Linked DNA regions of Homo sapiens: region 2 is linked to region 1. A link is an interaction called in ENCODE POLR2A ChIA-PET data of the cell type or tissue named here. Cell type or tissue: GM12878. All regions are shown on one strand. Each heading gives the region's core, and the rest is flanking DNA. Links, peaks and the distances in the headings are about the cores only. Region 1 overlaps STYX (serine/threonine/tyrosine interacting protein). Region 2 has its middle 68 kb from the start of PTGER2.

Evidence for each region. ChIA-PET counts read pairs that join two places held together with the same protein. Peaks named below come from ENCODE experiments on the same cell type or tissue, not always from the same donor. Only the 100,000 strongest peaks of a DNase experiment are listed, where the experiment ranks them.
Region 2: POLR2A ChIA-PET joins it to region 1 with 5 read pairs; 2 of 35 experiments call an interaction of 5 or more read pairs at or near these places.

What each region holds. Positions count from the first base shown.
Region 1 is chr14:52,745,632-52,761,733 of GRCh38, forward strand. STYX (serine/threonine/tyrosine interacting protein) reads left to right here. Exons shown (of 11, transcript NM_145251.4): 3 at 795-848; 4 at 5,052-5,149; 5 at 10,920-10,980; 6 at 11,688-11,724; 7 at 12,112-12,151; 8 at 12,243-12,293; 9 at 14,051-14,123. Among named protein-coding and RNA genes, the nearest start is that of STYX, 24 kb to the left of the region's middle. RefSeq lists a silencer at 6,297-6,448. In GM12878, for the core only: no CTCF peak of the experiment used is centred there; no DNase peak of the experiment used is centred there.
Region 2 is chr14:52,374,265-52,390,366 of GRCh38, forward strand. No RefSeq gene overlaps it. Among named protein-coding and RNA genes, the nearest start is that of PTGER2, 68 kb to the left of the region's middle. In GM12878, for the core only: no CTCF peak of the experiment used is centred there; a DNase peak (open chromatin) is centred at 6,297.

The sequences.
Region 1 (16,102 bases), core at 6,371-11,370:
TCAGTTTGGAATGAATTAAACGATAGCTAACCCTCATAGCAGTTCATTTTCTTTTGCATTTCATACCATTTACCGTCAAGTCTGTTTGCCCCAGGATTAAGCAGTATCTTGTTCCTGGGAATCCCATGACTTCTAAAAATCTGTTACTTTTCTCTCTTAATGAAAGTTCACTTTGAAAAAATAGGTGAGTACCTATGAGGCATTTTACTTGGTGTTAGGAGGAATGCAAAGATGACTAAATGTAATTTCTGCCCACAAAAGCCTGGTGGAAGAAATCAGTTTTATATACAAATAATTATGACTTATAGAACTGAACTATAAAGTTACTGTTAGTATCTAGGGTATGATATATCCAGACTGAAAGCTTTCTGTATTGAATTTACATAAAATAAATTTGAATTCAACATCTGGAAGGTACATACTTGTTGAAATTTTGTCAACTGGCAAATATTTGAATTTGGAATTTTTATGTTACAGTAATAATTTGCTTCTATTAACTATAGATAATAGTTTTAGGTCAGGCACAGGAGTTCATGTCTGTAATTCCAGCCGTTTGGGAGGCTGAGGCAGAAGGATCACTAGAGCCCAGGAGTTCCTTATCAGCCTGGGCAACATAGTGAGACTTCGTCTCTATTTTTTAAAGAAAAAAAAAAAGATTAAAAAAATAGATAATAGTTCCAATCTTGTTGTATCTTGTGCTGCTTTTGATTTGGCCAAATAAGGTTTGTCTTATTTATATAGCCTTATAGATTTAAATTGCTGATGGTAAATACCTCAAATTTTTTTTTTTCTAGGAAATTTTACCTGGATTGTTCTTAGGCCCATATTCATCTGCTATGAAAAGCAAGGTATGAACTTTGTTAGATTCATCAAGAGAGACTTTTATTAACCAACTTTTCTTGGGTAAGTTTTTTAGTAATAAAGAGTTTTATTTTAGGGAGCATCCACAAATACTGTCTGTTAACAGTAATTGTCACTCTGGAGTACCTTCCTCTTTCCCTATTTTACTAGACCAGTAGTTCTCAAGTGTTTCACCACAAATCAGAGTTTTTGTTTTTTCCTCATGAAATTTGTATGTTTGAAAGATTTACCAAATAACTGACCTTTAATAACTTATTTACTCTCTAAAACACTAGACATCTGTAATTGCTAATCATAGCTTCAGAACAATATGAGATGTAGTTAAAGCCCAAAATAAGGAATTTCAATGTTTAGTTAAACCTTCCTTATCAAGGGTAAGACTGTGTGTGTTAATTGAAAGTCATTCACCTTAGTTCTGTTTTGCCAGCCAGACTTTAGAGAGCTAGTTGGTATCCCCGCTCTGAAATTTGAAACTTTTTGAGCACCAGTATGTCACTCGAAGGAAATCCTCACTGGAGTATTTCGGATTTCGGATTTTTGGATTAGGGATGCTCAATTATAAGTATAATGCAAATAGGCAAAACAAACAAATCCAAACTCTGAAATATTTCTGGTCCCTGGCATTTTAAATAAGGGATATTCAATCCGTATAGATATTCTACATAGTCAAACTTTAATGGACTTACTCAGTTGCAGTTAAAATAGGTAGATCTCATTTTAATAAATATAGCAATGTTCTTGCCACTTCTAAAAGATTCAATGCTACTAATTCTCTTTGAGTTACAACGTGGAACATATCATAGATGTCTTTCCCCAATACTTTGCCTATTCAGAAGTCAGTATACTTAAATTGTGTTTGATATATCCATAATTTAATTTGATGTTCTTAGGAATTTAACCGGTTTTAAAAGGTCATTGATTTTGAAACTGGAAGATTTTTTTGACAGTTGAGACATGGCTAAGAGTAAACCTGGTCATCTTGATGATTTTTGCTTAGTTGGAAAGATAGGGAGTTAGTAAAAATAAGTACTAGGGAAAGGATAGGGCAGGTAACTATAGACATAGCCGTAATTTATTTTGTAAAAGACAGATGTAAACAAGGTTATTGTCCATATAATTTGCTATTCACCAAGTACTAGTCTTCCAGATGGTTTTAGATAATTTACATTTTTGAAATTCCCACTGTACTTTATAAATATACATACAGTATTTATCACATTAAATTAAAGTATTTGTTTAAAGGTCTATCTCCTCAATGGGAGGCTGAGGCAGGCGGATTACATGAGGCCAGGAGTTCGAGACCAGCCTGGCCAACATGGCAAAACCCCGTCTCTACTAAAAATACAAAAATTAGCTGGTTATGGTGGTACACACCTGTAATCCCAGCTACTCGCGAGGCTGAGGCGCGAGAATTGCTTGAATCTGGGAGGTAGAAGTTGCAGTGAGCCAACATGGCACCACTGTACTCCAGCCTGGTTGACGGAGTGAGACTTTGTCTCAAAATGAAACAAAAACACGCACAAAAAAAGGTCTAGTTCTTCAAAACTTCTTTTCTTGAAATGTCACCATGGTCTTATTAGACAGGAAAAGCCTCTGTGGCAGTTTATTTCCCACCCTAGGTAACCATAATATAGCCCATATTTCTTTTCATACCATTATCTAAAAACAACAACAAAAAATAATAATGGAGATAAACCTAAATGGATAAACTCCTTTTTAAACACTCATTTACTGTTATTATTTTGTGGGAGAGGAGTGGGGTCTTGCTCTGTTACCCAGGCTGGAGTACAGTGGCGCGCTCTCATAGCTCACTGTAACCTCAAACTCCTGGGCTCAAGCTGTCTTCCCACCTTAGTCTCCCAAGTAGCCAGGACTACGGGCACACACCACCATGCCTGGCTTAATTCTCAAAGTTTTTGTAGAGATGGAGTCTGGCTATGCTGGCCACATTTACTTAAGTATATCTTTTTATTAAATTCAAATACAGTTTAAATAAAAGGGACAAATTTAGGGCCTTTGTAATTAGTAAACGGTTTGTTTTTGTAAAGTTTTTCTACTGTTTTTAAATGTGAGGTAAGGTCATAATTTGCTTCATATTAGGTTGGTGCAAAAGTAATTGCAGATCTGCCTCTGAAAAGTACAAAATCTATTCGCTGTTACGTTAGGGCTCTATTTTGATAGTTTATTTTTATTTAGTAGTAGTCTATTGGGCCTTCAAAACTTGTTTAAGCATATTTATACATAATTATGTGCATCGTCTTGTGCTTTCTCACATTCATAAAGTAGATAGGAAAACTCCATAGGCATCAAGTGTAAACGAAGGACTTAATGTTGAATTTGTTGTGGAAATTGGCACAAATCTCAATATAGAACATTGGTTAATTATTAATCTTACCAAATGCTTATCTCACTTTCCCTAACTCAAGTTATACTCAAGAAATACAAAGATAATTGAATTCTAATCTATGCTGACATAAAACTTGCTGCAGAAATTAACACTTAAAACTTGCAAATTATATTGTCTTAGCCCAGGCTGCTCAAACAAAATACCATAGACAGGGTGGCTTAAACAACAGACGATTATTTGAGTTCTGGAGGCTGGCAAGTCCACAGTCATGGTCCGGCTCTGGTGAGGACCCTCTTGCTGGCTCGCAGATCCCTCCCTTCTTGCTGTATCCTCACACGGCCAAGAGAACGAGTTCTTGCCTCTTCTTACAAGGGTACAATCCTGTCATGGAGGTTTCTACCCTCATGACCTCAATCTAAAACTGATTATCTTCCAGAGACTCCACCATCACATCTTGGGGGTAAGGATTTCAACATAAGAATTTGAGGTGATGCAAACATTTAGTTCATAACACATATAAATTATTTTTTTTTACTTTGCTCATGAATTATTAGTGCTACTGTTTTGTACTATTTAAAATGCAGAAAATGGGAATTAAATATATAGGATTTAAAACAATGTGTCAAGAAATTCAAGGTTATCTGATTCTCATGCCATCGTGACTTGTTAGTTCATTTATTGAACAGGTAATTATTGAACAACTTAACTAGTTATACATACTTGATACTTAAGTGAATTGTATTATACATTTTACACATACTATGTATCAGTGAACAAATAAAAATCTTTTCTGTCATGGAACTTAATGCTCTAGGTAATAAAATAACATCTATAAACTCACTTAAACTTATCACTAGCAAATGAAAACTTATTATCTGGTAATTTCTAGAATTGTCATGTTAAATTGCTTTAAGTATGGAGCCAAAAGCACTACAGGTTGAGTATCCCTAATCTGAAAAATCTGAAATGCTCCAAAGTGAAACTTTTTGAGTGTCAGCATGACAGCACAAGTGAATTCCACACCTGACCCCATGTAATGGGTCACTGTCAAAATTTTGTTTCATGCACCAAATGACTGTATGAAATTACGTTCAGAGTATATATGGTGTGTGTGAAACATAAATGAATTTTGTGTTTAAACTTGGATACCATCCCCAAGACATCTGAGTATGTATATGCAAATATTTCAAAATCTGAAATCTGAAACACTTCTGGTCCTACCTTGGGACCAGCATTTTAGATAAGGGATACTCAACCTGTATTGAATATAATAAGATGTCATTGAAGTTGCCATTTTTAACTTCAGGAAAATTTTTAAATGGTAAAAGGTTAATTAGATTCTGTGAAGTATGTAAATTAATTCTGACTCTTAAAGTATACTGGGAGAGGCAAGGAGTTGTCTAGAGATTTGGGTTCCAGTACTGCTGTTAACTAGGTCGGTGATGTCCAAGTATTTGGTAATGTAACTGTTTTATGTCTTAGTGGTTCTCTCTAAACAATAAAGATTGCAGTCAATATATATTAACTACCATTTATTAAACACTTGCTGTGTGTCCCAGGTGCTATGCCAAACATCTTACATAAAGGTTCCATCAAGCTCTAAAATTGTAGGTATGAAATATCCCTGTTAACCTTTTGAGGACATTAATGTATTAATCTTGAATCATTGAAATATCTTGCTGCCCACTTCAGGTATATTATAAAATTAGCTTTAATTCCCTGGACTTAAGCAGAGATGTGGGTTCTGTGTATTTTCAAACATCTGTGTTATATAGTAAGATGATGTTTGATATTTTAAAATATTTATCTTCCCTGTCCTCCCCCTGCTTTTTTTTTTATACAGCTACCTGTACTACAGAAACATGGAATAACCCATATAATATGCATACGACAAAATATTGAAGCAAACTTTATTAAACCAAACTTTCAGCAGTTATTTAGGTAAGAATTATTGCTATGATTTGTAAAACACTTAATGAAGTTTCATTTCAGGTTTTGTACCATCAGTTGTTTCTGTACATATCTAGTTTGTAAAAATGGGTCATATAGTACATAGTTTTTTAAAATAAATTTTACTTAAAATACTTAAATAAATTATGCCCATAATGCAGAATTCTAAAGGTTCAAAAGAGTGTATATTGTCAAGAAGTTTCTGGGAAAGTAAAAATAAAAAAGAATTTAAAAATAATGTATACTGAAAAATAGGTTTTAGTGTACATTATTTTATCTCTTGAGGGATAAAGGAATTGAGTATCTAGGGGATAGGTTTAGGGAAACAGCATCTACTGTTACCTCTTTATTGGGTAGTTTTTGAGTGTTAGGTTAAATTTATGAGCATAGTCTTATAGATAAATTTTTTTTTACATTGGCTTTCTTTTTTACTTTATATTTTTTGGAGATTGGTTTATATCGGTATGTATATCAAACTGCTTATTCTTTTTAAGTTGCATTGTAATCCATTGTATGGCTATACTAAAATTTATTCAATTAGTCTGTTAGATATTTAGATTGTTTCTGGCCTTGTACTAATATGTATAGCATATAGTGACTATCATTGTACATATTACTCAATTTATATGTGAGCATATTGATAGGGCTTATTTGCAGAATTGCTGGATATAAGAGTATGAACATTTTAAATTTTGATAGATGTTGCAGATTGTTTTCCAGTGCGTTGTATCAGTGTACATTCCCATTATCAAGTATGTGAGAGTGACTCTTCCCTTAGTATCTCTCCAAGACGGAATTGTGAAACATTTTTAATTTCTCAAAGTCTAATGGAGTAAAAATGGTATCTCATTTGATGTTCTTATTTATCTTGTAAGTTCAGTTGAGCATGTAATGGTTTTTAATGTTCTTTATTTTAACTTCATTTTTAAAATAGAGTATATTACGCATGGTACAAAAGTGAAAGGATATGTAAACATATATAATGAAAGTAACTCTACTTTTTCTCTTAACCCAAGCCACCTTGCTCCTATCCTGGGAGGCAGCTTCTTCCTTCAATATCTATGTAAAAGTATATATGTTAAAAATATTTTAGGCCAGCACGGTGGCTCACGCCTGTAATCCCAGCATTTTGGGAGGCCGAGGTGGGCAGATCACCTGAGGTCAGGAGTTCGAGACCAGCCTGGCCAACATGGCAAAACCCCATCTCTACTAAAACAAAAATTACCTGAGCGTGGTGGCACATGCCTGTAATCCCAGCAGCTCAGGAGACTGAGGCAGGAGAATTGCTTGAACCCAGAAGGCAGAGGTTACAGTGAGCCGAGATCACACCACTGCACTCCAGCCTGGGCAACAGAGCAAGACACCGTCTCAAAAACAAAACAAAACAAAACAAAAAAAAAACAGCGCTGTGGCTTACACCTATAATCCCAGTACTTTGGGAGGCTGAGGAGGGTGGATCACGAGGTCGAGATTGAGACTGTCCTGGCCAACACAGTGAGACCCCGTCTCTACTAAAAATACAAAAATTATCTGGGCGTGGTGGCACATGCCTGTAGTCCCAGCTACTCAGGAGGCTGAGGCAGGAGAATCACTTGAACCTGGGAGGCAGAGGTTTCAGTGAGCCAAGATTGCCCCACTGCACTCCAGCCTGGCGACAGAGCAAGACTCTGTCTCAAAAATAAAAAAAAAAATTTAATGCTCTGCTTTATTTTTACAATGAAACCAATCTATAAATATCTGTAAATACAAGATACATACTCTAAAATACATTGTGTGAACATATAATAGAATACTATGTAACCATGAAAAAGAATGAAATATATGTATGTGTTTGGATTTGGGATGATCTCCAAGATAATGCATTACATGAATAAAGCAGGGTGTGGAACAATGTATATATTTGCAATGTGTTGAGTAAATATATATATACTACATTCCATATATTTATTCTTAATATATGCATAGAAAATTTCTGGACCAAGAGGCTAGAAACTTCATAGTGATTGCTTCTAAGAAGGAAAATTCAGGGCCTGTGATGGTAGAGGGACGTATTTTTCTTTCGTTTTTAATTTTGTTTTTTTTTGTTGTTGTTGTTTTTTTTTTTTTTTTGAGATGGAGTCTCACTCTGTCACCCAGGCTGGAGTGCAGTGGTGTGATCTTGGCTCACTGCAACCTCTGCCTCCTGGGTTCAAGCGATTCTCCTGCCTCAGCCTCCTGAGTAGCTGGGATTACAGGCATGTGCCACCACACCCAGCTAATTTTTTTTTTTTTTTTTTTTTTGGACAGAGTTTCGCTCTGTTGCCCAGGCTGGAGTGCAGTGGCATGATCTCGGCTCACTGCATCCTCCGCCTCCCAGGTTTAAGCAATTCTCTGCGTCAGCCTTCTAAGTAGCTGAGATTACAGGTGCCCACCACCACTCCCAGATAATTTTTTTTGTATTTTTAGTAGAGACGGGGTTTCAGCATCTTGGCCAGGCTGATCTTGAACTCCTGACCTCTTGATCCACCTGCCTCAGCCTCCCAAAGCACTGGGATTACAGGTGTGAGCCACCGCACCTGGCCTAATTTTTGTATTTTTAGTACAGACGGGGTTTCACCATGTTGGCCAGGCTGGTCTCGAACTCCTGACCTCGTGATCTGCCCACCTCGGCCTCCCAAAGCACTGGGATTTACAGGCGTAAGCCACTACGCTCAGCCGAGGGACATATTTTTCATGGTACCCTTGATATCCATGGGGGATTGCCTCCAGGAACCCCCATGAATAACAAAATCCTCAGATGCTCAAGTCCCTTATATAAACTGGTGTAATATTTGCATATAACCTGTGCACATTCTCTCATATACATTAAATCATCTCTAGATTACTTCTAATACTTAGTACAGTGTAAGTGCTGTGTGAATAGTATTGGATTTTATTTTTATTATTTTTAGTGTTGTATTTTACCTTATTTTTTGTTAATGTTTTTTATTGTTGTCGGTTGAATCCACAGGTATGAAATTCTTGGATATGGAGGGCTGACTCTTTACTTTTGTAGTGTTTTTTTTTTACACCATATTTAGTTTATTAAAACTAGTTATTAAAAAGGAATATCCCAAAACACTGATTTTTTTTTTTTTTTTTTTTTTTTTTTGAGACAGAGTCTCGCTCTGTCATCCAGGCTAGAATGCAGGGCTCACTGCAACCTCTGCCTCCCAAGTTCAGGCAATTCTTCTGCCTCAGCCTCCTGAGTAGCAGAGATTACAGGCATGTGCCACCACGCCTGGCTAATTTTTGTATTTTTAGTAGAGACGGGGTTTCACCATGTTGGTCAGGCTGGTCTCAAACTCCTGACCTCGTGATCCGCCTGCCTTGGCCTCCCACAGTGCTGGGATTACAGGCGTGAGCCACTGCGCCCGGCCTGAATTTTTTATAATTATGAAAGAAATACTTTTTTTTTTTTCAAAGATAGGATCTTTCTCTGCTGCCCAGCCTGGATTGCATTGGCATGATTTCTGTTCATTGTAGCCTTGACCTCCCAGGCTCAAGCAATCTTCCTGCCTCAGCCTTCCAAGTAGCTGGGACTACAGGTGCACCACCGGATCGGGCTAATTTTTTTTTTTTTTTTCTAGAGATGGGGTTTTGCTGTGTTGCCCAGGCTGTTCTTGAACTCCTGAGCTTAAGCGATCTACCCACCTCAGCCTCCCAAAGTGCTGGGGTTACAGGCATGAGCCACCACACCTGGCCATGAAACACTTATTCTTTATAAGTACTTCGGAAGGTATAGAATGACACCAAGAAAAATATTTAAATCATCTACAGTTCCACAATTCAGAGAAAACACTTTTGTTAACATTTGGAATATTTCCTTTTAAATCGTTCTCTGTTGTGTATGTGTATTTACGTATATATGCATAGAATTATTAAAGAAAATGAGAATGTTGTATTTTAAAATATCAAACTATATAAGGTGAAACTAATCTTAAGAAAAAACAAAAAAGCCAAAAAATCATACTATTCATTTCTAATGTGTACAGACTTTTTGTTTTAAATTATAATGTTGTTTGTGCAGGTTCTTTATCCTAATGGAAGAACCATTTCTCCTTAAACTTTTACAATACTAGCTTCTTAGAGATTGATAGTTCTACTAGCAGTGCTTGACACTGAAAATGTTATGCGTTAAAATATTTAATTTCATTCTGAGTTAACATTTTTCCCCTGAAGCATTATTTTATGTAACTGGAATACCCAGTCACTTCAGGATACAGTCATTGTCGAAATCCTTGTAGGTTAAATATTGGATTTTCCTCAGATCCTGAGGTTCAGCTTCTGTGTTTTTTTTTGTTTGTTTTTTTGTTTTTTTTTTTTTGTTTTTGAAACAGAGTCTTGCTGTTTCACCCAGGCTGGAGTGCAGTGGCACAATTTTGGCCCACTGCAACCTCTGCCTCCCGGGTTTAAGTGATTCTCCTGCCTCAGCCTCCTGAGTAGCTGGGATTACAGGTGTGCACCACCATGCCTGGCTAATTTTTATATTTTTAGTAGAGATGGGGTTTCACCATGTTGGCCAGGATGGTCTTGAACTCCTGACCTCAGGCAATCCACCTGCCTCGGCTTCCCCAAGTGCTGGGATTACAAGCATGAGCCACCATGCTCAGCCTCAGCTTCTCTGTATTAAAGTCCTGAATTCTTTGAAGTTGTTACCACCTAAATGATCATTGAAAAACTGTATTTTTTAGTGCAAAATTGTTCTTAAAACTAATTTAATAACTTAGCTAATTGCCTATAGTTGTGTTAATAAACAGTGGTCTTAGAAACGCTTAGAAATGGAAGTTTTTTACAAAAATAAGCTAACATATTTAAAATGCCTTTTAAGTATTTTGTAAAGTGTAAAATTCAGTACAGGTGCTCTCTCAGCTAGTTTTTTTTTTTTTTTTTTTTCCCCTTTACTAAAGATGAGTTCAAACAGTGAATGTTTGACTCCTGGTTCCATAGACCATACCTTCCGTTTTTATTTGTTCGTTCTCTTAGACTTTGGACTTCCTCTGAAATGTCCTCTGTAGGTTCATGAGCAGGAGTCACAGGACCACTTAGAGAACAATCTTCTGGTCTTAGAGAAATTGGTAGAAATAAAAGAATAACATAACGATTACAGGTACTTTTGTCTTTATTTCTAGGTCCACTCTAATCTAGAGGAATGTATCTTCCTGCTTGTGATTTTTCTATTTTAACCAGATGGTTCATTATATGCAAATAAAATATGTATTTATTTTTGAGATAAGAATCTTGCTCTGTTACCCAGGCTGGAGTGCAGTGGCCCAATCACAGCTTACTATATCCTTGACTTCCAGGCTCACACAGTTCTACCTCAGCCCCCTTAGTAGCTGGGACTATAAGTGCACACCACGACACCCAGCTAATTTTTTAATATTCTGTAGAGATGGAGTCTCCCTCTGTTGCTCAGGCTGGTCTCGAATCCCTGGGCTCAAGTGATCCTCCCACCTTGGCCTCCCAAAAGAGTTTCTTTTTGCTGGGATTATAGGCATGAGCCATTGTGCCCAGCCTGATGGATTTTTTAAATACTTAAATATCAGAGATGTTAACATGGTGTTTCAGGTTTTAATGCCTTCAAGCAATGTAAAATCTACCACACAGTTCTTGGGAATATGATACTTTGAAAGTTGTTTTGCATTCTTGCCATGGTTAACAAGAAATAATGAGTTATTTTTTTAAAGTACCTTAAGTGTTTTACTTAAAGTGTGCTTATCACAAAATACTCTATTTTCAGATATTTAGTCCTGGATATTGCAGATAATCCAGTTGAAAATATAATACGTTTTTTCCCTATGGTAGGTACCAGTATTTTTTAAATATCATTTAAAATTTATTTATGATTTGACTTCTTAGTTGTGCTTTTTTTTTTTTTTTTTTTTTTTTTTTTGAGACAAGAGTTTTACTCTTGTTGCCCAGGCTGGAGTGCAATGGCGCAATCTTGGCTCACCACAACCTCTGCTTCCCGGGTTCAAGTGATTTTTCTGCCTCAGCCTCCCAAGTGGCTGGGATTACAGGCATGAGCCGCCATGCCCAGCTAATTTTGTATTTTTAGTAGAGACGGGGTTTCTCCATGTTGATCAGGCTGGTCTCAAATTCTCGACCTCAGGTGATCTGCCTGCCTCAGCCTCCCAAAGTGCTGGCATTACAGGCGTGAGCCACCGTGCCCAGCCCCTTTAATTGTGCTTGTAAAGCTTGCTACTTTTACTTTGCTATGACTGAAAATTATGTGATTGTGTTTTTAAAAGAATTATTTGTAGAAAATTTTTTATGATCTCCAGAAATTTGAGGAATCATATTGTGAATGTATTGGACTTAAATTAAATTTTGGCTTCTTTAATTTTTTTGGACTTGTAATAGTTCTATTTATAGCATTTTGGAAATTGGTGAATCAAAATAATTTTTATACATATAAATTAGGAAATTGTTTTCAATAGGTTTCATTTTGTTTCATTATATGCATTTATTTTATGCTTACATTAATCCACATGTCTTTTGCCTCCAGACTAAGGAATTTATTGATGGGAGCTTACAAATGGGAGGTAAATAACATTTCCTTTCCTTAACTAATGTTTATATTTTGATTATTTGTTAATTTTTTAGTTGGTATTTGTCTTAAATGCAGGATATGGAAGTTACAATTATATGTAGTAGCTTACTCCCAAATTTGTATTTTCCCAATTACTTGTTTCATTTGGATAGGCTTTCTGGAGTATCCCTGTAGACTGTTTTCAAATTCTCTGTGAGCTTTCAGTTTCTTTAATAAGAGTCTGCTATATTCTCTACACAGTTGATAATAACAAATTGTAAAGATTTGAAGATATCCAAGTGATTATAGTATATAAGGAGTTACTTTACTGTGGTTTCAATGTAGTTCAGCTACTGACTCAGGTGTTTTTCTATTAGAATAATGAATTCATGTTTTTCAGGAAAAGTTCTTGTGCATGGAAATGCAGGGATCTCCAGAAGGTATGAAGTTAGAAATAATCTTTCTTTCTATAACATTTAATTAATGGGCTGTATTTTCTGGTTGTTTTTAAAATTATTTTCCCCTCTTCAGTGCAGCCTTTGTTATTGCATACATTATGGAAACATTTGGAATGAAGTACAGGTAAGAAAATACCCTAAAACCTAGCCACAGTTTAAATTCTCATTAAAATGAAACTTAATGGGAATAGTTTGGAAGTTTGAAGTTCTTATTCCCCTGATTATTTTTCATGTAGTCATGTTTGATTAGGCAGGCCCTTATTCCATGATTAGTCTTAACCTAATTTATCTACTTGTATAGATATGCATAGGCTAATATGGAAATCCTATGGAAAACTACTTACCTACCACAAGGGAATTGGTTGGTATGAGTATAAAAACTCGTGACCACAAATGTTAGTGCTTGCCTTATTTAAAGGGCTAATTTATCATGTTCTCCTTTAACAATAGTTGGATGAAAAATTACCTAGGAATTGTTTGCAGCATCTATTTACAATTCAGAGTAGTCTTTCTTATCAAAAATCATCTTTTCCAAGCATTCTGTATAGATTTTTTAAAAGATAGGGGGTGGTAATGAGCTTCTTGCCCCAAGACAAAGCAAAAGCCTGGCCAGTGTACAGTATTTCCTTTCTCAGCTTTTCTTGTTCTACAAATTAGAAATCTTATAGTAATCATTGACACATCTTTCTATTTCAGTCCCCTTTTATATCTAAATTAGAATGGATAACTTTGCTTAAAAATATCTATTCTTAAAGGAATATTATTTGAATACAAATATTTATTTATTTATTTTTGAGACGGCGTCTTGCTCTATTGGCAGGCTGGAGTGCAGTGGTGCGATCTCAGCTCACTGCAACCCCCGCCTCCCAGATTCAAGCAATTCTCCTGCCTCAGCCTCCCTAGTAGCTGAGACTACAGGTGCACACCACCACGCCTGGCTAATTTTTGTATTTTTATTAGAGATGGGGTTTCACCATGTTGGCCAGGATGGTCTCGATTTCTTGACCTTGTGATCCACCTGCCTCGGCCTCCCAAGGTGCTGGTATTACAGGGGTGAGCCACTGCACCCAGCCAGAATACAAATATTTAATTGAAAAAAGATTAAACATGTATTGATGGACTTTATGTTTTATATATTGTTTTTATTATTTCGAATTTTGTCAGACCATTAATGTTGGAAATAACTTGTATTTATTGGGTCTCTGCTATGAGCTCAGTACTATTATAGGCACTTTAAGCCTCATAACAAAAGTAAATAAACCTCTTTAACCAGTGATAGTATTTTGAGCTTGAACTTGTACTATATGCACAAAATGCTTACATTTTATATATTTATTTTAGAGACAGGGTCTTCCTTTGTTTCTCAGGCTGGAGTGTAGTGGCACAATCATAGCTCACTGTAGTCTCAGACTTGAGGACTCAAGTAATCCTCCCACCTCAGCCTCTCAAGAAGCTGGGACTATACCACATCACTGTGCCTGGCTAATTTTTAAGTTTTTTGTAGAGATGGGGTCTTACTACATTGCCCAGGCTGGTCTCAAAGTCCTGGCTTCAAGCAGTCCTCCTGTGTTGGCCTCTCAAAGGATTGGGGTTACAGGCAAGAGCCACTGCACCTGGCCACTTTACACTTACCTCCTATTCATAGTAGTTCCCCAAGGTAGGTGTTATTAGACTCTTCATTTTACCAATGGACAAAATAGAGCTTAGAGAAGTTGAGCAAGCTGCCGTAAGCATATAGCTGGTGAGAAAAGGAATTGTGATATTTAATCTCATCATGCTTTTTCCATTACAACTCATTACCCCTCTCTATTGCTAAGTTGTATGATTATGATTAATTCATTAAATAATGCTATCACATTAACACTCTTTTTCTGTTTTCAGAGATGCTTTTGCTTATGTTCAAGAAAGAAGATTTTGTATTAATCCTAATGCTGGATTTGTCCATCAACTTCAGGTAACTTTTCTTCCTCTTTAAGGCAATCAGAAGTAAGATATAAAATCTTTTATACATGTAATTTAGGTGTACAATTTACTTTGTGAATACTTAAAATTGCCATAATCTGACTACTTTGATGCTTTATTCAAGTTTATATCTCTATTTAGAAGTATTTTCTTGGCTGGGTGTGGTGGCTTATACCTATAATCACAGCACTTTGGGAGAACAAGGCATTTGGATTGCTTGAGGCCAGAAGTATGAGATCAGCCTGAGCAACAAAGTGAGACCCAATCTCTAAAAAATAAAAAATTAAAAAAAAATTAGCCAGTCATGGTGGTGCATGGCTGTGGTCCCAGCTACTCAGGAGGCTGAGATGGGAGGATTGCTTGAGCCCAGGAGTTTGAGGCTACAGTGAACAGTGTGCCTTTGCACTCCAGCCTGGCCCACAGAGTGAGACCCCATCCCTAAAAAATTAAAAAAACTTTTTTTTCTTAAAGGCTGGCATTACCAAGAAAAAAGGGTTAAAGACACATTATCAAATCTAAAGTAAAATAATTGCTGTTAGAAATGTCTGATTTTTTTTTGTTGTTCATTTTGATCACACAGAGCATAAGACAGTTTTGATTCTAAGTATACTAACTATAACAGCTTTTTCTATTCTATGTTTATCTTTTCCATGTTGTTTCATATTTTGTTGATGCCTGGCAGATGCACTGACAAAGATGATAAGTCTATGAATTAACCTAATTAGACCACGTTGCTCAGTTTATTCCAAGAGGCAAAATCATAGGCTGCAGAATGTGCTCTGGCTAATTACATCCAATTATGTAGGAATAAAGCTCATGTTTCAACATCAAGAATATTTATTACAAAATATATTGTTATAGTTACCAAGGTTTAAATTTTATTTTAATATTTAATTTACTTTTAATTTTTACTACATTCAAAAGAGAAACAGTGTCATCTGTGTTCAGCCTGTTCATGTAAAATGTTTGTCTTCTAACTTTGTAAGTTTCTTTGCCTTTTACCATGTTGTAGAAAACATTGTTTTTTTTCATTTTTTTTAAACTATTTTTTAAGCTTTTCTTTTTTTTGTGGATACATAGTAGGTTAGGTATTTCGATACAGGCATGCAATGTGTAATAATCACATCATGGAAAAATAGAGTATCCATCCCCTCAATCATTTATCCTTTGTGTTACAAACAATCCAATAATGCTCTTACTTGTTTTCAAATGTGTAAAAACATTCTTTTTTAAAATTAATTTTTGTATTTGAAAGAATAGTATATACATATGTTTAAGAAGATTGGCCTGGCTCAGTGGCTCACACCTGTAATCCCAGCACTTAGGGAGGCCGAGGTGAGTGGAACACCTGAGGTCAGGAGTTCGAGACCAGCCTGGCCAACATGGGGAAACCCCATCTCTACTAAAACTACAAAATTAGCTGGATGTGGTGATGCATGCCTGTAATCCCAGCTACTCAGGAGGCTGAGGCAGGAGAATCGCTTGAACCTGGGAGGCGGAGGTTGTGGTGAGCTGAGATCATGCCATTGCACTCCAGCCTGGGCAACAAGAACAAAACTCCGTGTCAAAAAAAAAAAAAAAAGAATATTGGAAATATCCTGATAGGTACATCTGTGTGAATATACCTGTAAGGTAACTGAAGTGGAATTGGTGGATTCCAGTGCCTTTGAAATTTGATAGATGTTTCCAGATTGCCTCCAAAAAAGATGAAGTAATAATAAACTTATATCACCAGGAAACAAAAAGTGCCTATTCCTCCGAGTGCCTATTTCCTCCTACCCTAATTAACACCAGTAGCCAAAAGTTTTTTTTTTTTTTTTTTTTGAGATGGAGTCTTGCTCTGTCACCCAGGCTGGAGTGCAATGGCGCCATCTCGGTTCACTGCAACCTCCACCTCCCAGGTTCAAACAATTCTCCTGCCTCAGCCTCCCAAGTAGCTGGGATTACAGGCACGTGCCACCACGCCCAGGT
Region 2 (16,102 bases), core at 4,108-9,107, 370 kb before region 1:
AATATTGATTCTACCCATCCAAGAACATGGGATGGTGTTTCCATTTGTTTGTGTCATCCATGATTTCTTTCAGCAGTATTTTGTAGTTTTCCTTGTAGAGGTCATTCACCTCCTTGATTAGGTATATTCATAGGTATCTTTATTTTTTGGCAGCTATTGTGAAAGGGGTTGAGTTCCTGATTTGATTCTCAGCTTGGTCACTGCTGGTGTATAGCAGAGCTACTGATTTATGTACATTCATTTTGTATCCTGACACTTTGCTGAATTCATTTACCAGTTCTAGGAGCTTTTTGGATGAGTCTTTAGGGTTTTCTAGGTATATGATCGTATCATCAGCAAACAGGAACAGTTTGACTTTCCCTTTACTGATTTGGATGCCCCTTTTTTTCTCTTGTCTGATTGCTCTGACTAGGACTTCCAGTACTATGCTGAATAGAAGTGGTGAAAGTGGGCCTCTTTATCTTGTTCCAGTTCTCTGGGGGAATGCTTTCAACTTTTCCCTGTTCAGTATAATGTTGGCTGTGTGTTTGTCATAGATGGCTTTTATTACCTTGAGGTATGTCCCTTCTATGCTGATTTTGCTGAGGGTTTTAATCATAAAGGGATGCTTTTTCTATGTCTATTGAGATGATGATGTGATTCTTGTTTTTAATTCTGTTTATGTGGTGTATCACATTTATTGACTTGCATATGTTAAACCACCCTTGCATCACTGGTATGAAATGCACTTGATCATGGAGGATTATCTTTTTGATGTGCTGTTAGTTTCAGTTCACTAGTATTTTGTTGAGGATTTTTGCATCTATGTTCATCAGGGATATTGGTCTGTAGTTTTCTTTTTTTGTTATGTCCTTCCCTGGTTTTAGTATTAGGGTGATACTGGCTCATAGAATTATTTAAGAGGATTCCCTCTTTCTCCATATTTTGAAATATTGTCAATAGGATTGGTACCAATTCTTCGTTGAATGTCTGACAGAATTCAGCTGTGAATCTGTCTGGTCCTGGACTTTTATTTGTTGGTAATTTTTAAATTACCATTTCAACCTCACTGCTTGTTATTGTTCTGTTCAGAGTTTCTATATCTTCCTGGTTGAATCCAGGAGGGTTGTATATTTCCAGGAATTTATCTGTGTCCTCTACATTTTGTAGTTTATGCATGTAAAGGTGTTCATAGTGGTCTTGAATAATCTTTTGTATTTCTGTAGTATCAGTTGTAATATCTCCCATTTCATTTCTAATTGAGTTTAGTTGGATCTTCTCACTTCTTTTCTTGGTTAATCTCACGAATGGTCTATCAATTTTATTTATCTTTGCAAAGAGCCAGCTTTTTGTTTCATTTATCTTTTGGTTTTTGTTTGTTTGTTTGTTTCTATTTCATTTAGTTCTGCTCTGATCTTCGTAATTTCTTTTCTTCTGCTGGGTATGGGTTTGGATTGTTCTTGTTTCTTCAGTTCTATAAGGTGTGACTTTAGATTGTCTATTTGTGCTCTTTCAGACTTTTCGATGTAGGCATTTAATGCTGTGAACCTTCCTCTTAGCACTGCTCTTGCTGTGTCCCAGAGGTTTTCATAGGTTGTATCAATATTATCGTTCAGTTCAAAGAATTTTTAAATTTCCATCTTGATTTCTTTGTTGACCCAACGATCACTCAGGAGCAGGTTATTTAATTTCAATATCTTTGTATAGTTTTGATGGTTCTTTTTGGAATTGATTTCCAATTTTATTCCATTGTGATCTGAGACAGTGTTTGATATAATTTTGATTTTCTTAAATTTACTGACTTGTTTTGTGACCCGTGATATGGTCTATCTCCGAGAATGTTCCACATGCTGATGAGAAGAATGTTCTGCAGTTGTTGGGTAGAATGTTCTGTAAATATCTGTTAGGTCAATTTGTTCTAGGGTATAGTTTAAGTTAATTGTTTCTTTGGTGATTTTCTGTTTTGGTGACCTGTCTAGTGCTGTCAGTGGAGTAATAAAGTCCCCTACTTTTATTGTGTTGCCATCTATCTCATTTCTTAGGTCTAGTAGTAATTGTTTTACAAATTTCAGAGCTCTAGTGTTAAGTGCATATATATTTAGAATTGTGATAGTTTCCTTTTGGACTAGTCTTTTTATCATTATATAATGTCTCTCTGTCTTTTTTAAACTGCTGTTGCTTTAAAGTTTGTTTTGTCTGACATAAGAATAGCTACTCCTGCTTCCTTTTGGTGTCCATTTACATGGAATGTCTTTTTCCACCCCTTTATCTTAAGTTTATGTGAGTCCTTATGTGTTAGGTGAGTTTCCTGAAGACAGCAGAAACTTGTTGGTGAATTCTTATCCATTTTGCAATTCTGTATCGTTTAAGTGGGGCATTTAGGGCATTTACATTCAATGTTGGTATTGAGATATGAGGTACTGTTCTATTCATCATGCTATTTGTTGCCTGAATACCTTGTTTTTTTTTCTTTCATTTTGTTATTGTTATATAGGTCCTGTGAGATTTATGCTTTAAGGAGGTTCTACTTTGGTGTATTTCAAGGATTTGTTTCAAGATCTAGAGCTCCCTTTAGCAGTTCTTGTAGTGCTGACTTGGTAGTGGCAAATTCTTTCAGCATTTGTTTGCCTGGAAAAGACTGTATCTTTCCTTCATTTATGAAGCTTAGTTTTGCTGGATACAAAATTCTTGGCTAATAATTGTTTTGTTTAGGGAGGCTAAAGAATAGGACTCCGATCCCTTCTAGCTTGTAAGGTTTCTGCTGAGAAATCTGCTGTTAATCTGATAGGTTTTCTTTTATACGTTACCTGATGCTTTTGCCTCACGGCTCTCAAGATTCTTTCCTTCGTCTTGACTTTAGATAACCTGATGACTATGTGCCTAGGTGATGATCTTTTTGTGATGAATTTCCCAGGTGTTCTTTGAGTTTCTTGTATTTGGATGTCTAGGTCTTTAGCAAGGCCAAGGAAGTTATCCTCGATTATTCCCTCAAAAATGTTTTCCAAACTTTTAAATTTCTCTTCTTCCTCAGGAATACCAATTATTCTTAGGTTTGGATGTTTAACATAGTCCCAAACTTCTTGGAGGCTTTTTTTATTATTCTTTTTTCTTTGTCTTTAATGGATTGGATTAACTCAAAAGCCTTGTCTTTGACCTCTGAAGTTCTTTCTTCTTGCTCAATGCTACTCCTGAGACTTTCCAGTGTATTTTGCACTTATCTAAGTGTCTCCTTGATTTCCAGAAGTTGTGATTGTTTTTTATTTATGCTATCTATTTCACTGAATAATTTTCCTTTCATGAACTATATAATCTTTTTTTAAAATTTCTTTAAGTTGGGCTTCACCTTTCTCTGGTGCCTCCTTGATTAGCTTGATATCAATCTTCTGAATTCTTTTTCTGGCAATTCAGATATTTCATCTTGCTTTGGATCCATTGCTGGTGAGCTGGTATGATCTTTTGGGGGTATTAAAGAACCTTGTTTTGTCATACTACCAGAATTGTTTTTCTGGTTCCTTCTCATTTGGGTAGACTATGTTAGAGGGAAGATATGGGATTCAAGAGCTGCTATTCAGATTCTTTTGTCCCATAGGGTGCTCCCATGATGTAGTGTTCTCCCCCTTCTCCTAGGAATGGTATAAACCAAACTGTAGTGATCGTTTTTGATGTTCTGGGTCTAGCCACCCAGCAGAGCTATGAGCTGGTACTGGGGAATGTCTGCAAAGAGTCCTGTGATGTGATCTGTCTTTAGGTCTTGCAGCTGTGGATACCAGCACTTGCTCTGGTGGAGGTAGCAGCGGGGTGAAGTGGACTCTGTGAGGGTCCTTGGTTGTGTTTTTGTTTAGTGCACTGGTTTTGTGTTGGTTGGCCTTCAGCCAGGAGGTGGCGCTTTCAAGAGCACATCAGCTATGGGCCTACAGGGAGGATGCAAATTTGCCCTAGGGACACCTGGTTAAGTATTCAGATTTCTTGGGCAGTGGGTAGGGCAATAGAGCTCCCAAGAGATTATGTCCTTTGTCTTCAGCTACCAGGGTGGGCAGAGAAAGATCACCAGGTAGTCACAGAGATAGGTGTGTCTTAGCTCAGCCCTTCCTCGGGCAGGGCTTGCTGCGGCTGCTGTCGGGGATGGGGGTGTGGTGCCCAGTCCAATAAGAGTTATATTCCCGGGAGAATATGGCGCCTCTGCTGAGTCATACAAGTCGCCAGGGAAGTGGAGGAAAGCCAGCAGTCACAGGCCTCACCCCACTCACACACAGCCCACAGTCCGAAAGTCTGCTCTCACTACTACCGTGCTCCCCATCAACAGCACCGAGTCTATTTCCAGAGAGCTGGTGACCAGGGCTGAGAACTTTCCCCAGACCATGAAGTCTCTCCACTAAGAAAGCAAGCAAACAGCTTTTCAGCATTTCAGGGAACCTGCAGCAGTGACCCAGTTCCTTCAAAGGGTCTTTGGATTCTCTCGGCTTTTCTGGTATGTTCCTGTGGTGGTTCTTGGAGCAAAAGTTCACAATGTGAGTCTTCACACACTGCTCTGTCCAAGCGGGAGCGCAAGCTAGTCCTGCCTCCTATCTGCCATCTTGCCTTATCTCTGTATTTATATTTTATATGTAACATTTTAATCCGTGTGGATTTTACTTTTGTATTTTGTATTTTTGTAGGTGAATAATTAATCAATTATCCTAACACAACATTTCACAAACTTTGTTTCAAGAACTTTTTGTTCAGGGAGATGCAGATTGGTGCTGTGAAAAATGGATCCTAAGATCAAGTAATTTTGAATAGACTTGCATACTATGAGGCCTCTTTTAGGAATTAATGATAACCACTAATGGTCTAATAAGGAATAAGGAACTGCAATTACCTTTGACTTAGGGCTTTACAAATGTATTTAAGCATGAAACACTCTTTGTGACACAACTAGTAAATGCAAATATTTATTGCATGCCTGCTAAATAGGGATTTAAAGTTAAGATATAGTAGTCCTTATCCTCAAAAGCTGACAACCAAAAGGGAATTATAGTCTAATAAGGACCATTTTAGAGGCAGAATATGATACTTCCCAAAAGAGTGAACAAAATCTTTAGGGCTTGTCAATTAAATGTATCTAAGGGTGAGGAAAAGGGAAAAGTCAGACAAGAGTCTCAGTGATTTGTAGACAGAACCATGTTGCGTCTGAATGTGTTCAGCTTGCACTGAAAGCACAACACTTGAATGGAGGCAATGAAAAATCTAGAACAAAATTCAGGTGAGAAGAGCAGAGATATAGATTTGGAAGAAAACTGCATAGAGGAGATAGATAAAGGCCTCAAAATAAATGAATACTATGAGACATGTCCTAGCACAGGCTGCTATAACAAGATACCATAGATTGGGTGGCTTAAATAACAAATAAAATAACAAATTCATTTTTCACAGTTTTGGAGGCTGGGAAGTCCAAGATCAAAGTACACCAGATTCTGTTCTTGGTAAGAGCCTCCTTCTTGTCCTACAATTTCACTGTGTGCTCATATGACCTCTTTTTTGTGTGTGCTCATGTGGAGGGAGAGAGAGCTCTGACGTCTCCTCCTCTTCTTATAAGAGGAATAATCTCATCATGGGGGATCCACCCTCATGACCTCACCTAAACCTAATTAACGCCCAAAGACCCCACCCCCATATACTATTACATTGGAGATTAGGACTTCAACATATGAATTCTGAGGGAGGAGAGGAGAGGGAGGAAACAAACATTCAGTCCATAACAAGAGAGATGAGCCGAGAGCCACAACTTGAGCCCCAGGATGTGGCCACATTTAGGAAGATGCAAGAAGGCGAGTTAGGGAAAGGAAAAATATGGCAGCCTCAGAGAGGAAGGAGGAGAGTCTTAAATAGATTTAGAAGTCCTTGGGATATGTTTGTTTTACAGGATCATTCTGAGATATTTTATTAAAAATTAATTGGCAATTTCCTGGATAAAAAGCTTAGGACAGAGGGTCAAGTGACTTGGTCAGGGGACCATCATGAATCAGCAACTAAACATCAGTTCACCACATATTAAATGCAACTGGAAAAGCAGAGCTGAGAAAGGAGAGAAAACTGAAATTCTACCAATTAAGCAACAAGGATGACATCATTTCAAAATGCAAAGAGTTCAAAATACATGGCTGTAATTTTGAAATCATCATGACTATATACTAAATTGGCCTTTCTGCTTTGGTGTAGCTCCAGGGCCCAGCTCCTAACCACTGTGCTAGAGACCTCCTTCTGCTTTGGGAAGGCAGCAGAAAACAGACTAGTTGCAGGAAGAAGGGTAGTGCTGGGTATTGCATGAACTGGGGCTATCTGAGGTTAATGGTCAACTTTCTAGTTCTGAAGTGGGGTGAGTGGGCAGGAGAGTTTACTAATAATGAGTAAGACCACAAGAACCTTCTGAAAGAGTTGGCTGAGTCACAGACTCTTAGGGTTTGTGAGAAATGTTTGATAAACTATAGGTGGAAGATCCCAAGTTCTGATGTTGGGGATCAGGTATTCAGCTGGATCACAAATCTCTTCTTCTGCTTACAGTTTTTCTTATGGCTTCCATAAGGGCACCTTCTCTGGTTTGTCTCCTTTCTCTTTGATTGCTTGTTCTTTGATTCTTCATTCTCCTCTCACTCCTTAAATTCCATGTTTATAGACATGGCTCCCTAATTCCAAGTCTTTTATGTATAAAATCAGTTTCTTAAACTATTTTGGAAGATGTTTTCATGTTATCCCATTTCCATTCGTATTTCTTCTTTCGCCATAAACAAAACCAACCTCCCTAGCCCTCCACTCCCAGTTATCACCACCTGTAGAAGTGTTTCCAGAGGTAGTGGGGGCTCAGAGCAGTGCCAGTGTGTAGAGGTCTTGCTGGCACTGGCAGAGACTAGGTAGAGGTAACATTCAGTTAAGCTACCATGTTCACTCTCAGCCTCTTCTATTCAGACACTGGATTATTATTAGTGCCTCTAAAGATGGTTCACTGCTACAGTTTGCTTGTTTGTTCCCTCAAACCCCATGTTTAAATTTTATTCCCAATGTTGGAGGTAGGGCCTAATGGGAGGTGTTTGGGCCATGGGGGCGGATCTCTCATAAACAGATTAATCCCCACCCTGGGTATGGGGGGAGGGGGAATGAATGAGTTTCTCCTTTATTAGTTTCTGTGAAAATTGATTGTTAAAAGGAGCCTGGCACTTCCTTCTCTATCTCTTGCTTGCACTCTCACCATGTGATCTCTGCATATGCCAGCTCCACTTCACCTTCTGCCATGAGTGGAAGCTGCCTGAAGCCCTCACCAGAAGAAGCAGATTCTGGCACCAGCTTCTTGTACAGCCTGCAGAACCATGAAACACATAAACCTCTTTTCTTTATAAATTACCCAGCCTCAGGTATTCCTTTATAGTAACATAAATGGACTAAGATAGTCCACCATGTGTCACTGGTTTAAATTTTGAGATAGATCCTCAACACTGATAAAGGGATCACTAACATTATTGTTAACACACACTGATTGCTTACTATGTGCTAATCATTGTTCTAAGTACTTTACATTAATTCACTGATTTAATCATTATTAACTCTTTAAAGATGAGAAGGGTGGCTGGTAAGACGGCCGAATAGGAACAGCTCCGGTCTGCAGCTCCCAATGAGATCAATGCAGAAGGTGGGTGACTTCCGCATTTCCAACTAGGGTATCTGGCTCATCTCACTGGGATTGGTTAGACAGTGGGTGCAGCCCATGGAGGGTGAGCAGAAGCAGGATGGGGCATCACCTCACCAGGAAATGCAAGGAGTCGGGGAACTCCCTCCCCTACCCAAGGGAAGCCATGAGGGACTGTGCCATGAGGAACAGTGCACTCCAGCCCAGATACTATGCTTTTCCCACAGTCTTTGCAACCCACAGACCAAGAGATTCCCTTGGCTGCCTACACCACCAGGGCCCTGGGTTTCAAGCACAAAACTGAGTGGCCATTTGGGCAGACACTGAGCTAGCTGGAGGAGGTTTTTTTTTTTTTTGGTTTTTTTTCATATCCCAGTGACACCTGGAATGACAGCAAGACAGAACCATTCATTCCCCTGGAAAGGGGACTGAAGCCGGGAAGTCAAGTGGTCTAGCTCAGTGGATCCCACCCCCATGGAGCCCAGCAAGCTAAGATCCACTAATTTGAAATTCTCGCTCCCAGAACAGCAGTCTGAAGTCAATCTGGGACACTCCAGCTTGGTGGAGGGAGGGGCTCTGCCATTACTGAAGCTTGAGTAGGTGGTTTTCCCCTCACCATATAAACAAAGCCTCTGGGAAGTTTGAACTGGGCGGAGCCCACCACAGTGCCACAAAGACACTGTAGCCAGATTGCCTCTCTAGATCCTCCTCTCTGGGCAGGGCATCTCTGAAAGAAAGGCAGCAGCCCCAGTCAGGGGCTTATAGAGAAAACTCCCATATCCCTGGGACAGAGCACCTGGGGGAAGGGGTGGCTGTGGGCACAGCTTCAGCTGACTTAAATGTTCTGCCTGCCGGCTCTGAAGAGAGCAGTGGATCTCTCAGCACAGTGCTTAAGCTCTGCTAAGGGACAGACTGCCTCCTCAAGTGGGTCCCTGACCCACATGCCTCCTGGCTGGGAGACACCTCCCAGCAGGGGTTGACAGACACCTCATACAGAAGAGCTTCGACTGGCATCCAGTGGGTGCCCCTCTGGGATGAAGCTTCCAGAGAAAGGAACAGGCAGCAATCTTTGCTGTTCTACAGCCTCTGCTAGTGATACCCAAGCAAACAGGGTCTGGAGTGGACCTCCAGCAAACTCCAGCAGACCTGCAGCAGAGAGGCCTGATTGTTAGAAGGAAAACTAACAAACAGAAAGGGTAGCATCAATACAACTAAAAGGATATCCACACAGAAACCCCATCTGAAGGTCACCAACATCAAAGACCAAAGGTAGATTAATCCACAAAGATGAGGAAAAACCAGCACAAAAAGGCTGAAAATTCCAAAAACCAGAATCCCTCTTCTCCTCCAAAGGATCACAACCCCTCGCTAGCAAGGGAACAAAATGGATGGAGAATGACTTTGATGAATTGACAGTAGGCTTCAGAAGGTGGGTAATAACAAACCCCTCCGAGCTAAAGGGGCATGTTCTAATCCAATGCAAGGACGCTAAGAACCTTGATAAAAGGTTAGAGGAATTGCTAGCTAGAATAGCCAGTTTAGAGAAGAACATAAATGACCTGATGGAGCTGAAAAACACAGCACAAGAACTTCGTGAAGCATACACAAGTATCAACAGTTGAATCGATCAAGCAGAAGAAAGGATATCAGAGATTGAAGATCAACTTAATGAAATAAAGCATGAAGACAAGATTAGAGAAAAAAAGAATAAAAAGAATGAACAAAGCCTCTAAGAAATATGAGACTATGTGAAAAGACCAAACCTATGTTTGACTGGTGTACCTGAAACTGACAGGGAGAATGGAACAAAGTTGGAAAACACTCTTCAGCATATTATCCAGGAGAACTTCCCCAACCTAGCAAGGCAGGCCAACATTCAAATTCAGGAAACATGGAGAACACCACAAAGTTACTGCTCGAGAATAGCAACCCCAAGACACATAACTGTCAGATTCACCAAGGTAGAAATGAAGGGAAAAAATGTTAAGGGCAGCCAGAGAGAAAGGGCAGGTTACCCACAAAGGGAAGCCCATCAGACTAACAGCATATCTCTCTGCAGAAACCCTACAAGCCAGAAGACAGTGGGGGCCAATATTCAATATTCTTAAAGAAAAGAATTTTCAACCCAGAATTTCATATCCAGCCAAACTAAGCTTCACAAGCAAAGGAGAAATAAAAGCCTTTACAGACAAGCAAATTCTGAGAGATTTTGTCACCACCAGGCCTGCGTTACGAGAACTCCTGAAGGAAGCACTAAATGTGGAAAGGAAAAACTGGTACCAGCCACTGCAAAAACATACCAAATTGTAAAGACCATCGACATTATGAAGAAACTGCATCAACTAGTGGGCAAAATAACCAGCTAGCAACATAATGACAAGATCAAATTCAGGAGCCAAGATGGCCAAATAGGAACAGCTCCAGTCTACAGCTCCCAGTGTGAGCGACACAGAAGACGGGTGATTTCTGCATTTCCAACTGAGGTACCAGGTTCATCTCACTGGGGAGTGCTGGACAGTGGGTGCAGGACAGTGGGTGCAGTGCACCATGCATGAGCCGAAGCAGGGTGAGGCATTGTGAGGCATCGCCTCACCATGGCACACCAGGAGATTATATCCCGCACATGGCTCCAAGGGTCCTACACCCACGGAGCCTCGCTCATTGCTAGCACAGCAGTCTGAGATCAAACTGCAAGGTGGCAGTGAGGCTTGGGGAGGGGCACCCGCCATTGCCTAGGCTTGAGTAGGTAAACAAAGCGGCTGGGAAGCTCGAACTGGGTGGAGCCCACCACAGCTCAAGGAGGCCTGCCTGCCTCTGTAGACTCCACCTCTGGGGGCATGGCACAGACAAACAAAAGGCAGCAGTAACCTCTGCAGACTTAAATGTCCCTGTCTGACAGCTTTGAAGAGAGCAGTGGTTCTCCCAGCACACAGTTTGAGATCTGAGAACGGGCAGACTGCCTTCTCAAGAGGGTCCCTGACCCCCGAGTAGCCTAACTGGGAGGCAACCCCCAGTAGGGTCGGACTGACACCTCACACAGCCAGGTACTCCTCTGAGACAAAACTTCCAGAGGAACAATCAGGCAGCAGCATTTGTGGTTCACCAATACCCGCTGTTCTGCAGCTACCGCTGCTGATACCCAGGCAAACAGGGTCTGGAGTGGACCTCCAGCAAACTCCAACAGACCTGCAGCTGAGGGTCCTGACTGTTAGAAGGAAAACTAACAAACACAAAGGACATCCACACCAAAAACCCATCTGTACGTCACCATCATCAAAGACCAAAGGTAAATAAAACCACAAAGATGGGGAAAAAACAGAGCAGAAAAACCGGAAACTCTGAAAATCAGAGCGCCTCTCCTCCTCCAAAGGAACACAACTCCTCACCAGCAATGGAACAAAGCTGGATGGAGAATGACTTTGACGGGTTGAGAGAAGAAGGCTTCAGAAGATCAAACTACTCTGAGCTAAAGGAGGAAGTTCAAACCAATGGCAAAGAAGTTAAAAACCTTGAAAAAAAATTAGATGAATGGCTAACTAGAATAACCAATGCAGAGAAGTCCTTAAAGGACCTGATGGAGCTGAAAACCACGGCACAAGAACTACGTGACGAATGCACAAGCTTAGTAGCCAATGCGATCAACTGGAAGAAAGGGTATCAGCGATGGAAGATGAAATAAATGAAATGAAGAGAGAAGAGAAGTTTAGAGAAAAAAGAATAAAAAGAAACGACCAAAGCCTCCAAGAAATATGGGACTATGTGAAAAGACCAAATCTATGTCTCATTGGTGTACCTGAAAGTGATGGGGAGAATGGAACCAAGTTGGAAAACACTCTGCAGGATATTATCCAGGAGAACTTTCCCAACCTAGCAAGGCAGGCCAACATTCAAATTCAGGAAATACAGAGAACGCCACAAAGATACTCCTCGAGAAGAGCAACTCCAAGACACATAATTGTCAGATTCACCAAAGTTGAAATGAAGGAAAAAATGTTAAGGGCAGCCAGAGAGAAAGGGCAGGTTACCCACAAAGGGAAGCCCATCAGACTAACAGCATATCTCTCTGCAGAAACCCTACAAGCCAGAAGAGAGTGGGGGCCAATATTCAACATTCTTAAAGAAAAGAATTTTCAACCCAGAATTTCATATCCAGACAAACTAAACTTCATAAGTGAAGGAGAAATAAAATACTTTACAGACAAACAAATGCTGAGAGATTTTGTCACCACCAGGCCTGCCTTACGAGAACTCCTGAAGGAAGCACTAAACATGGAAAGTAACAACCGGTACCAGCCACTGCAAAAACATTCCAAATTGTAAAGACCATCAAGGCTAGGAATTAACTGCATGAACTAATGAGCAAAATAACCAGCTAACATCATAATGACAGGATCAAATTCACACATAACAATATTAGCCTTAAATGTAAATGGGCTAAATGCTCCAATTAAAAGACACAGACTGGCAAATTAGATAAAGACCCATCAGTGTGCTGTATTCAGGAAACCCATCTCACGTGCAGAGACACACATAGGCTCAAAATAAAGGGATGGAGGAAGATCTACCAAGAAAATGGAAAACAAAAAAAAGGCAGGGGTTGCAATCCTAGTCTCGGATAAAACAGACTTTAAACCAACAAAGATCAAAAGAGACAAAGAAGGCCACTACATAATGGTAAAGGGATCAATTCAAAAAGAAGAGCTAACTATCCTAAATATATATGCACCCAATACAGGAGCATCCAGATTCATAAAGCAAGTCCTTAGTGACCTACAAAGAGACTTAGACTCCCACACAATACTAATGCGAGACTTTAACACCCCACTGTCAACATTAGACAGATCAACGAGACAGAAAGTTATCAAGGATATCCAGGAATTGAACTCAGCTCTGCACCAAGCAGACCTAATAGACATCTACAGAATTCTCCACCCCAAATCAACAGAATATACATTCTTTTCAGCACCACATCACACCTATTCCAAAATTGACCACATAGTTGGAAGTAAAGCACTCCTCAGCAAATGTAAAACAACAGAAATTATAACAAACTGTCTCTCAGACCACAGTGCAATCAAACTAGAACTCGGGAATCAGAAACTCACTCAAAACCACTCAACTACATGGAAAGTGAACAACCTGCTCCTGAATGACTACTGGGTACATAACAAAATGAAGGCAGAAATAAAGATGTTCTTTGAAACCAACAAGAACAAAGACACGACATACCAGAACCTCGGGGACACATTCAAAGCAGTGTGTAGAGGGAAATTTATAGCACTAAATGGCCACAAGAGAAGATCTAAATTGACATCCTAACATCACAATTAAAAGAACTAGAGAAGCAAGAGCAAACACAATCAAAAGCTAGCAGAAGGCAAGAAATAACTAAGATCAGAGCAGAACTGAAGGAGATAGAGACACAAAAAACCCTTCAAAAAATCAATGAATCCAGGAGCTGGTTTTTTGAAAAGATCAACAAAATTGATAGACCACTAGCAAGACTAATAAAGAAGAAAAGAGAGATGAATCAAATAGATGCAATAAAAAATGACAAAGGGGATATCACCACAAATCCCACAGAAATACAAACTACCATCAGAGAATACTATAAACACCTCTATGCAAATAAACTAGAAAATCTAGAAGAAATGGATAAATTCCTCAACACATACACTGTCCCAAGACTAAACCATGAAGAAGTTGAATCTCTGAATAGACCAATAACAGGCTCTGAAATTGAGGCAATAATGAATAGCTTACCAACCAAAAAAAGACCAGGACCAGATGGATTCACAGCCGAATTCTACCAGAGGTACAAGGAGGAGCTGGTACCATTCCTTCTGAAACTATTCCAATCAACAGAAAAAGAGGGAATCCTCCCTAACTCATTTTATAAGGCCAGCATCATCCTGACACCAAAGCCTGGCAGAGACACAACAAAAAAAGAGAATTTTAGACCAATATCCTTGATGAACATTGATGCAAAAATCCTCAATAAAATACTGGCAAACCAAATCCAGCAGCACATCAAAAAGCTTATCCACCATGATCAAGTGGGCTTCGTCCCTGGATGCAAGGCTGGTACAACATATGAAAATCAATAAACGTAATCCAGCATATAAACAAAACCAAAGACAAAAACCACATGATTATCTCAATACATGCAGAAAAGGCCTTTGACAAAATTCAACATCCCTTCATGCTAAAAACTCTCAATAAATTAGGTATTGATGGGACGTATCTCAAAATAATAAGAGCTATCTATGACAAACCCATAGCCAATATCATACTGAATGGACAAAAACTGGAAGCATTCCCTTTGAAAACTGGCACAAGACAGGGATGCCCTCTCTCACCACTCCTATTCAACGTAGTGTTGGAAGTTCTGGCCAGGGCAATCAGGCAGGAGAAGGAAATAAAGGGTATTCAATTAGGAAAAAAGGAAGTCAAATTGTCCCTGTTTGCAGATGACATGATTGTATATCTAGAAAACCCCCTTGTCTCAGGCCAAAATCTCCTTAAGCTGATAAGCAACTTCAGCAAAGTCTCAGGATACAAAATCAATGTGCAAAAATCACAAGCATTCTTATACACCAATAACAGACAAACAGAGAGCCAAATCATGAGTGAACTCCCATTCACAATTGCTTCAAAGAGAATAAAATACCTAGGAATCCAACTTACAAGGGATGTGAAGGACTTCTTCAAGGAGAACTACAAACCACTGCTCAGTGAAATAAAAGAGGATACAAACAAATGGAAGAACATTCCATGCTCATGGGTAGGAAGAATCAATATCATGAAAATGGCCAAACTGCCCAAGGTAATTTATAGATTCAAAACCATCCCCATCAAGCTACCAATGACTTTCTCTACAGAATTGGAAAAAACTACTTTAAAGTTCATATGGAACCAAAAAAGAGCCCGCATCGCCAAGTCAATCCTAAGCCAAAAGAACAAAGCTGGAGGCATCATGCTACCTGACTTCAAACTATACTACAAGGCTACAGTAACCAAAACAGCATGGTACTGGTACCAAAACAGAGATATAGACCAATGGAACAGAACAGAACCCTCAGAAATAATGCTGCATATCTACAACTATCTGATCTTTGACAAACCTGAGAAAAACAAGCAATGGGGAAAGGATTCCCTATTTAATAAATGGTGCTGGGAAAACTGGCTAGCCACATGTAGAAAGCTGAAACTGGATCCCTTCCTTACACCTTATACAAAAATTAATTCAAGATGGATAAAAGACTTAAATATTAGACCTAAAACCATACAAACCCTAGAAGAAAACCTAGGCAATACCATTCAGGACATACGCATGGGCAAGGACTTCACGTCTAAAACACCAAAAGCAATGGCAACAAAAGCCAAAATTGACAAATGGGATCTAATTAAACTAAAGAGCTTCTGCACAGCAAAAGAAACTACCATCAGAGTGAACAGGCGACCTACAGAATGGGAGAAAATTTTTGCAACCTACTCATCTGACAAAGGGCTAATATCCAGAATCTACAATGAACTCAAACAAATTTACAAGAAAAAAACAAACAACCACATCAAAAAGTGGGCAAAGAATATGAACAGACACTTCTCAAAAGAAGATATTTATGCAGCCAAAAAACACATGAAAAAATGGTCATCATCACTGGCCATCAGAGAAATGCAAATCAAAACCACAATGAGATATCTCACACCAGTTAGAATGACAATCATTAAAAAGTCAGGAAACAACAGGTGCTGGAGAGGATGTGGAAAAATAGGAACACATTTACACTGTTGGTGGGACTGTAAATTAGTTCAACCATTGTGGAATACAGTGTGGCCATTCCTCAGGGATCTAGAACTAGAAATACCATTTGACCCAGCAATCCCATTACTGGGTATATACCCAAAGGATTATAAATCATGCTGCTATAAAGACACATGCACACGTATGTTTATTGCGGCACTATTCACAATAGCAAAGACTTGGAACCAACCCAAATGTCCAACAATGATAGACTGGATTAAGAAAACGTGGCACATATACACCATGGAATACTATGCAGCCATAAAAAATGATGAGTTCACGTCCTTTGTAGGGACATGGATGAAGCTGGAAACCATCATTCTCAGTAAACTATCGCAAGGACAGAAAACCAAACACCGCATGTTGTCACTCATAGGTGGGAATTGAACAATGAGAACACATGGAAACAGGAAGGGGTACATCACACACTGGGGCCTGTAGGGGTGTGGGGGGACAAGGGGAGGGATAGCATTAGGAGAAATACCTAATGTAGATGATGGGTTGATGGGTGCAGCAAATCATCATGGCACGTGTATAACTATGCAACAAACCTGCATGTTCTGCACATGTATCACAGAACTTAAAGCATAATAATTTAAAAATAATAATAAATAAAAAGTCTTTAAAATTAAAAAAAAAAGATGAGAAAACTAAGGCACAAA